2 separate regions of the Homo sapiens genome follow, and region 1 is linked to region 2. A link is an interaction called in ENCODE POLR2A ChIA-PET data of the cell type or tissue named here. Cell type or tissue: OCI-LY7. All regions are shown on one strand. Links, peaks and the distances in the headings refer to the core of each region. The heading gives the core; the rest is flanking DNA. Region 1 has its middle 18 kb from the start of UTP6. Region 2 overlaps RHBDL3 (rhomboid like 3).

The links. Peaks named below come from ENCODE experiments on the same cell type or tissue, not always from the same donor. Only the 100,000 strongest peaks of a DNase experiment are listed, where the experiment ranks them.
Region 1: POLR2A ChIA-PET joins it to region 2 with 5 read pairs; 3 of 35 experiments call an interaction of 5 or more read pairs at or near these places.

The regions. Positions count from the first base shown.
Region 1 is chr17:31,917,032-31,921,416 of GRCh38, forward strand. No RefSeq gene overlaps it. Among named protein-coding and RNA genes, the nearest start is that of UTP6, 18 kb to the left of the region's middle. RefSeq lists enhancers at 1-334, 335-990. In OCI-LY7, for the core only: no CTCF peak of the experiment used is centred there; no DNase peak of the experiment used is centred there.
Region 2 is chr17:32,274,484-32,278,868 of GRCh38, forward strand. All of the region lies in intron 2 of RHBDL3 (rhomboid like 3), which reads left to right. Among named protein-coding and RNA genes, the nearest start is that of RHBDL3, 11 kb to the left of the region's middle. RefSeq lists a silencer at 624-847 and an enhancer at 1,831-1,880. In OCI-LY7, for the core only: no CTCF peak of the experiment used is centred there; a DNase peak (open chromatin) is centred at 1,908.

The DNA.
Region 1 (4,385 bases), core at 321-4,320, 360 kb before region 2:
GGGGAGCGAGAGCCAGGGTCCGAGGTGACCGTCGTAGTTGGGGCCGAGGTCCGTGTGGTAGGGGACTGGGACAGGAGTCGGAGTCGCAGGGCGAGGGCCCAGATCGGGGCTGGAAGCCACAGGCCTCTCACCTCGCTTGGCCGAGCGGCCGGGACTCCGGGCCCGCAGCGGATGGAAGCGGGCGCTGCCCTGCCCGGCGGCGGCCGGGGCCTTCTGGGGTTTTCCCGCGGGCGGCTCGGCAGGGCGGCAGCAGCTGCCGCGGAGAGGACGACCGCCACCGGTGCAACCAGGTCCCCGCGCCCCTGCCCGGCCTCTGGGGCGCCCAAGCGGGCCGTCCTCACCGCGGCAACTCCACGCCCGCCCCTCCAGCCCAACCTCACAGCCTTGTCCTGTCCCCAAGCAAGGAGTCGGCCTCCCTGTCCACAGGGAGGGAATCCGGCGCAGGTCGCAGCCGGCCTCTGGCTTTCGTGGGGAGGGCACCAAGGCTTCAGGTTTCCCAGCTCGCGCGTTACCGTTCAAAAGCCCCTCCTGGAGCTCTGAATTGAGGGGAGCACTCCATGCCCCTTCCTCCAAAGAGGGCGGGAGTCGCAACACTGAAGCCTTGCTCCAAACAAACCCCCCTACCAACCCTCTCTACTCCTCCCTCCTGACCCCCTTTCTCTGTCCATTATCCGTCTGAGGGGGTCCAGGACTTGAGCAGTTTCTGATTTCCTTTATCTTTATGGTGGGGGATCTGTTTCCCACTAAGTATGGTATCATCCTCTTTTTGGCCTCTCACCAACTCTTCCTGCCCCCTCCCTACACACATTCATCCCCCAACCTCCCCAAATTGCGGGTTAAACCGATTTTGAACTTACGTTATTATGAGTTTGAAAATACTTTTCCCCGCCGGGCGCTGTGGCTCATGCCGGTAATTCCAACACTTTGGGAGGCTGAGGCGGGCGTATCACCTGAGGTCGGGAGTTTGAGACCAGCCAGACCAACATGGAGAAATCCCATCTCTACTAAAAATACAAAATTAGCTGGACGTGGTGGCGCATGCCTGTAATCCCAGCTACTCAGGAAGGCTGAGGCAGGAGAATCGCTTGAACCCGGGAGACAGAGGTTGTGGTGAGTCGAGATCGCGCCAGTGCACTCCAGTCTGGGCAACAAGAGCGAAACTCGGTCTCAAAAAATAATAAAAATAAAGAAAATACTTTTCCCAGTTGGTTTGTGTAATATACTATGATTACATTTCCTTTTTTGTTGTTGTGGAGACGGAGACTCGCTTTGTTCCCCAGGCTGGAGTGCAGTGGCTGGATCTCGGCTCACCACCTCCCGGATTCAAACGATTCTCCTGCCTCAGCCTCCCAAGTAGCTGGGATTACAGGGGCCCAGCAGCATACTCGGCTAATTTTTGTATTTTTAGTAGAGATGGGTTTTCACCATGTTGGCCAGGCTGGTCTCAAACTCCTGACCTCAAGTGATCTGCCCGCCTCGGCCTCCCAAAGTGCTGGGATTACAGGTGTGAGCCATCGCCCCCAGCCATATTTCCTTTCTTATCAGACTTTTTTTTTTTTTTTTTTTCCTTGTGGTTAGTGATTGTCTCAATGGTTGGTTTGTTAAGGCTTCTATGTACCCATCATTAATTTCCACCCCCCACCCCACAAATGCTTTGCCAGAATTGCAAGGCTCCATTCATTCAAACTCATCAAATAATACACCTATTTTGTTTTTTCTTGGAAATATCCCTCCCATGCCAATCTTAACTGTTGCTCACTAGACGAACTGCACAGCTGTTCTGGGAATTCCCTTCTTCACCATCCTGGGAATTTTCTTTACTTCTTTGTGTGAGTCCCCTTTGTCCTGGATTCCATGTTTGTTTTTCTCCCTCACTTTGGTAGAATATGTCCTCCAGTAGCTTTCTGACAAAGGGTGTGGTGAAGGGGAAAATTTTTTGAGATGTTGCGTGTCTGAAAATATCTTTTTTTTTTTTTAAGGGACGAAGTATTGCTATGTAGCCCAGGCTGGAATGCAGTGGCTATTCACAGGCACCAGCATAGCCACTGCAGCCTCAAACTCCTGGCCTCAAGCCGTCCTCCTGTCTCAGCCTCCTGGGTGAAAGATATCTTTATTTGATCTCACTTGATTAATGTGATAATTTGTCTGGTTACATAATTCTAGGTTGGAATCCATTTTTCCTTAGAACTATGACTTGTCTTCTCATTTCTGTGTTATTGCTGAGAAATCTAAGGAAATCCTTACTTACAAAAGAACATAACTGTATACCTTTTTTGTTTGTTTGTTTGTTTTTTGAGATGGAGTCTCACTCAGTCACCCAGGCTGGAGTGCAGGGGCGCGATCTCAGCTCATTGCAACCTCTGCAGCCCGGGTTCAAGCGATTCTTCTGCCTCAGCCTCCTGAGTAGCTGGGATTACACACGCCTGCCATCACGCCCAGCTAACACAACTGTATACCTTTTGTATGACCCTAATTTTATTATTAATTCTGGAAACTCTGAGGATCTTCTATCTTTGATGTTTTGAAAATGCAAGTGACAGGCCAGGCGCAGTGGCTCGCGCCTGTAATCTCAGCACTTTGGGATGCCGAGGCAGGTGGATCACCTGAGGTCAGGAGTTTGAGACCAGCCTGGCCAACAAGGTGAAGCCCCATCTCTACTAAAACTACAAAAATTAGCTGGATGCGGCGGCAGGTGCCTGTAATCCCAGCTACTCGGGAGGCTGAGGCAGGAGAATCGCTTGAACCTGGGAAGAGGTGGTTGCGGTGAGCCAAGAGCATGCCATTGGACCCCAGCCTGGACGACAAAAGCAAAACTCCATCTCAAAAAAAAAAAAAAAAAAAGAAAAGAAAAAGAAAATGCAAGTGACATGCCATGCTTTGATGTGCATTTTCACTCATTGTGCTAGACAGAGAGCCCTTTCAATTTAGAAACTGTTGCCCTCGGTTCTGGAATTTTTTTTGCTTTATTTTTCTTGCATTACTCATATCTTCCACCTCCACACACTCATACCCCACTCCGCTCCACCCCATGCATCTTTGTTCTTTCTTTCTTAAATTCCTGTTACTTGTATATTGGAATCTCCAAGTAAGTCTAATCCTCTCAACTTTTCTCTCACACTTAACTTTCTTTTTTCCCCCACGGTCTGCAAATTTCCTCAACTCTATTTTCCAAACTTTTCATTGCCCTTTTATCAATGTTGCCTTCTAAACAATAGTGTGCTAGGCCGGGTGCTGTGGCTCATGCCTGTAATCCCAGCACTCTGGGAGGCTGAGGTGGGTGGATCAACTGAGGTCGGGAGTTCAAGACCAGCCTGACCAACATGGAGAAACTCCACCTCTGCTAAAGATACAAAAATTAGCCAGGCATGGTGGCCCATGCCTGTAATCCCGGCTACTCAGGAGGCTGAGGCAGGAGAATTGCTTGAACTCAGGAGGCCGAGGTTGCGGTGACTCGAGACTGTGCCATTGCACTCCAGCCTGGGCAACAAGAGTGAGACTCTGTCTCAAAAAAAAACCAAAAACCAAAAAACAAAAAACAGTGGTGTGCTACTCAATTTCTAACAACCAACTCTCAGAAGCAGGGGGAAGAAAGCCTTGATTTGTAGTGTTTGCCTATTTTGATAGTACAAATATTTCCATCATGGTTGCTTTCAAGCTACTAACATTATATCACTAAAGATGGAGTCAGGAAGAGATGCACAGTAGCATATCATAGCATTCCCACCATATAGATAGAACACACATAAATAATCTCAAGAGCATAGATAATAATAAAATGTAGAAAAATAATCTGGGGCCCGACGCAGTGGCTCACGTTTGTAATCCCAGCACTTTGGGAGGCCGAGGTGGGCGAATCACCTGAGGTCAGGAGTTCGAGACGAGCCTGGCCAACATGGTGAAACCCTGCCTCTACTAAAAATACAAAAATTAGCCAGGCATGGTGGCGGGTGCCTGTAATCCCAGCTACTCAGGAGGCTGAGGCAGGAGAATTGCTTGAACCTGGAGGCAGAGGTTGCAGTGAGCCAAGATCATGCCATTGCCCTCCAGTCTGGGCAACAACAGTGAAGCTCCGTCTGCAAAAATAATAATAATAATTTGGAAGTAATGAGTTTTGAGTATTTATTTTGGTTTTTAATATAACTGATTTAATTGTAACTTTACATAATAATTTAACAGTGACAGTGTTTTAACAACTGGCTTTTAAAATTTCTAAAAATTCAACAGTTGATTCTTACAACCTGGTATGAGCCAGCTCTTGTAAACTATTGCTTCAAAATAATCATGGTCTCTAATGTAATAAAGGTAAATCAGGGGTCGGGCACGGTGGCTCACACCGGTAATCCCAGCACTTTGGGAGGCCGAGGCAGGCAGATCACGAGGTCAGG
Region 2 (4,385 bases), core at 255-4,254:
CATTGAATGTCTAACTGCATGCTTATAAATTTGTTGTCTCATTTTGATCTCTCAGCAGCCCTGTGAGGTGTGTGGTGCTGCACCTCAAAAGAGGAAACTGGCTAGGTGCAGTAGCTCACACCTGTAATCCCACCACTTTGGGAGGTTGAGAGGGGAGGATGGTTTGCTTGAGGCCAGGAGTTCAAGACCAGCCTGGTCAACATAACAAAACCCCTTCTCTATTTAAAATAAAAAGGGAAAGTGAGGTTTGAGGGGGCGGAGCTTGCCCAAAGACAGCAGTGAGGACCTTTTGCGGCAGTCGCATGTGTATATATGTGTGCACGTGTGTTTGTGCATGAGTGTGCATGTGTGTGTATGCATGCATGTGTGTTTGTGTGTGCAAGAGTGTGCATGTGTGTGTGTGTGCACGCATGCATGTGTGTGTGTCCCCACAAGGCTTCTGGGTAGCTCCTGAAATGGGCCAGGAGATGCAGGAGCAGCTGAGCACCCTTTATCCTTCCAGCCCTTTATCCTGCCTGCCATGCACCCGCTCTGCATCTTGCTCCCCTCCTTCTCCCTGGATCTGTTGGCTCTCTCTCCTCTGGGGGACCAGAGAGACCCTTTGGTGGCTGCCAGGAGAAGCAGCGGCGGCCAGCAGTTTAGGCTGAAGGGGAGAGATGGGGCGATGTCAGATCCCTCCCTGCTGACATTCACTCCCCACTCCCTGCCTGCAGTTCCCTTGAGACTCCTGGGCTTCATGGCCATGACTCGGCTTCAGTCCCCAGGCGGCGCGTCAGGCTGGGCCGGATGAGTCAGCATGGATGTTACATCTGCTCCTCCTGGGTACCCAAGGGCCTCTGAGTCACAGCCCCTGGCAGCCCCCTCAGTGGCCTGCCAAAGGCAGGGGCCATTCTGGAATGGGAAGGGAGCCGTCTGTGTGCCTGGGAGGCCTTGTGAGGAGGTCGGAAGGAGGAGAAGGGGCTGCAGGAGTCCCCCAGGGGCGGGAAGGAATAGGCCCAGTGGAGGAGGCAGTCCCCCAACCCGTGCTGCCCACCCCACCCATCCCCAGCTGCATGCGTTCCAGGGAAGGTGTGAGGTCGTTTCTTTCCCTCACTTCCCAGATGTTGGGAGAGCTGGATGGTTTTCTGGAAGCATGCCGATTGTCAAGGGCTCAGCCTGAGTTCAGGCCAGGATGCCTGTCTCTCCCTAATCAGCCTGGCTGCCCCATCCTAGGATTCGGCTGTTCGACTTTGGGCAAGGGGGATGCTCAGGAGGCTGCTTGGGGCTTTTGGGAGAAGCACCATGAGAGGGCTGAGCTGCCTCCCGCACCCCTCTATGGTGGCAGCTGAGGGAGCAGAAATAATAAAACTGGGAATCCCAGAATCGTGGAGGCTTCTCCAGCTGTCAGGGGCCTGGCCTGGCCAGATCCCAGGGGAGTAGGGGTCACAAGGGCCCCTCATGCCTCCATCTGGTCTCTCTCCTTCCCACAGAGGCTTGAGGTCTCTGAAAACCCACTCCCAGCCCCAGCTTGAAGCAGGCCAGACTGCCTGGGTCCACCCCTTCCAGAGTGCCTCAGGCAGGGGGCATGTCTCTGAGTACCTCAATTTTTGTATCTGTTAAGTGGGACGAACCAGACTTACTCTAGGGTTGGCATGAGAATAAAAAAACAAAACAAATGTGAAAGTCAGTATTTTAAAGAGTCAGGGGAAAAGGTCAGGGGAAGGGTATGAGGTGGTTTTCTCTATGGGACAAACCAGACTTACTCTAGGGTTGGCATGAGAACAAAAAAACAAAAAAAATTGTGAAAGTCAGTATTTTAAAGAGTCAGGGGAAAAGATCAAGGGAAGGGTGTGAGGTGGTTTTCTCTATGGGTGAATTAGCATCCTCATTTGCAAGAAAGCAGAACTGGGAGAGAAAGCTCCTACTCCCCTAACCTCCCCGCTGACCTTGGCAGCTGCAGCCTGGACCTAATTTACGGGGCTGTAAATATCCATGAAAGGGCCAGAGTTCCCTTTTGGGCTCTGGCTGTTGGGTGGGGAGAGCTCTGCTGAACCACAAACCCCTGGGCAGCCTCGTTAATTCTGCTCTGCTCAGAAGACGAGTAATGAGGCAGGGGGCCAGCAGTTGAGCCATGGTAACCTTCACCAGACAGCTGCCTGCACCATACTTCAGCCCTAGCACCGTACTCCAGCCCTAGCACCGGACTCCAGCGCTAGCACCGTACTCCAGCCCTAGCACAGTACTCCGGCCCTAGCACCTTACTCCGGCCCTAGCACCTTACTCCAGCCCTAGCACAGTACTCCGGCCCTAGCACCTTACTCCGGCCCTAGCACCTTACTCCGGCCCTAGCACAGTACTCCGGCCCTAGCACCTTACTCCGGCCCTAGCACCTTACTCCGGCCCTAGCACAGTACTGCGGCCCTAGCACCTTACTCCGGCCCTAGCACCTTACTCCAGCCCTAGCACCTTACTCCGGCCCTAGCACCTTACTCCAGCCCTAGCACAGTACTGCAGCCCTAGCACTGGACTCCAGCCCTAGCACACGTGCCTGTGCTCATTTCCCAGGGCTCATTCTGCCTTGGTGTGTGTACATGGGAGAAGACAATGGGGATCCGGGTGGGAACCTGCTCTAGATCCCAGGTCTCCACCTTCCTGACTCAAGAGGTCTTTACCCCAGTGGCAGCTGGTTCCTTGGCTCTGGGTACTGCCTTTGAGGTCCTTGAAAGTACTCACATCCCTCACTGAGGTCCAGGGCCTGTCTAGAGCATGGACAGGGAGAGGGTCCTCCTGGGAGAGAGAATTCAAGCCTTGGAGGCAGAGACCAGACGTGTGTTTGCCCTGAAAATGCAGCTGGTGAAAATCACACATACATCATAGACACAAGAAGACAGAGGTATGTCCTTCTCTCTCTCATGCTTCCCTGTTGCTGGGCAAATTCTGAAGCCTTGGCCTGGCTCATGGGCCTGCAGCTGGGAGGGGAGAAGCAGTGCTGCTGTCCTGGGTGCTGAGCAGGCAAATCCCAGCTCCAGCGGGGTTTGCTCCCTGAGAGCTCGGCTCAGTGGCCCCATTAGGCCAGTCACGGACTCCTCAGCCTCTTCTGAGGCCTGGTGTCCCCAGTCAACCCTCAGGCTGGGCCTGGAGCCCACAGACTTCTAGCATTGCTGGAAGACTCCAGCAAAGTGTCAGCTGCTCGGAGACCTATGCTACTCATGGGGCGGAAGTGAAAGGCTCTGGTTCTGAACCAGCGGCAAAGGGGCTAGGTTCACCAAAGGGAAACGTGACTGCTGTGGACTCATACCTTGTTCCCAAAGAGTGTTCCATCAAGTGTTACTGTGAAAAAATACTACGACCAAAGGTCAAATAAGTTTGAAGAATGCTGGGCTGAACAAAATCAGACAGGTTTCTCCAGCCTAAAACCTTGCAGAGTCCTTGATATGGTGCGTTATGACCCTCCAAGAGGTTTTTCCACTTGTAGGACCACAGAACCCTTATTTCAGGTACCATCAGGTACCTGGTATTCCACAGAACACACATTGGGAAACCCTTAAAAATCAGCTGGGTGTGGTGGCTCACACCTGTAATCCCAGCACTTTGGGAGGCTGAGGCAGGCAGATCACTTGAGGTCAGGAGTTTGAGACTAGCCTGGCCAACATGGTGAAACCTCGTCTCTACTAAAAATACCAAAAATTAGCCGGGTGTGGTGGTGGGTGCTGTAGTCCCAGCTACTCGGGAGGCTGAGGCAGGAAAATTGCTTGAACCTGGGAGGTGGAGCTTGCAGTGAGCCAAGATCGCACCACTGCATTCCAGCCTGGCGATAGAGTGAGACTCCATCTCAAAAAAATAAAAATAAACTCAGGGGCTATGTTTCATTCAACCGAACAAGACAGAGAAAAACAAGGGAGGGCAAGATGGGACCAGCCAGCACAGTGGAGGAATCCTGAACTATTTCTGTCTTGACCGCGAACTCACTCTCTGACCTGGACTAGTTTATTTTGTTCCTTTTGCCCTATGCACCTGTTTCCCCATAAAACGAGTGGGATGCCTGGGCCACAGTTGATCCTTAGTGAATATGTGTTAGGTGGACACATAAGAGGATTGGATGAGGGTCTCTCAAACTCTCTTTAGCCACAGCACTCTAGTGATGGGAGAGAGTGCAGGCTCTCGCCCCTCTGCCTGGATATGAATCCATCTGCACCTATTACCAGCCATTCACACTTGGGCAACCCAGCTCTTGGTGCCTTGGTTTCCTCTCCTGTAAAATGGAGCTCACAATAGTGTGTACCTCTTAGGGTTGCTGTGAGATTTAAATAGGGGGGACCACTCTCAAAGTGACCAAGTTAGGACACTTTGAGAGTAAAGGAGCTACTGTAAATCACACTCAAGGCTGGGCAGGGTGGCTCACGCCT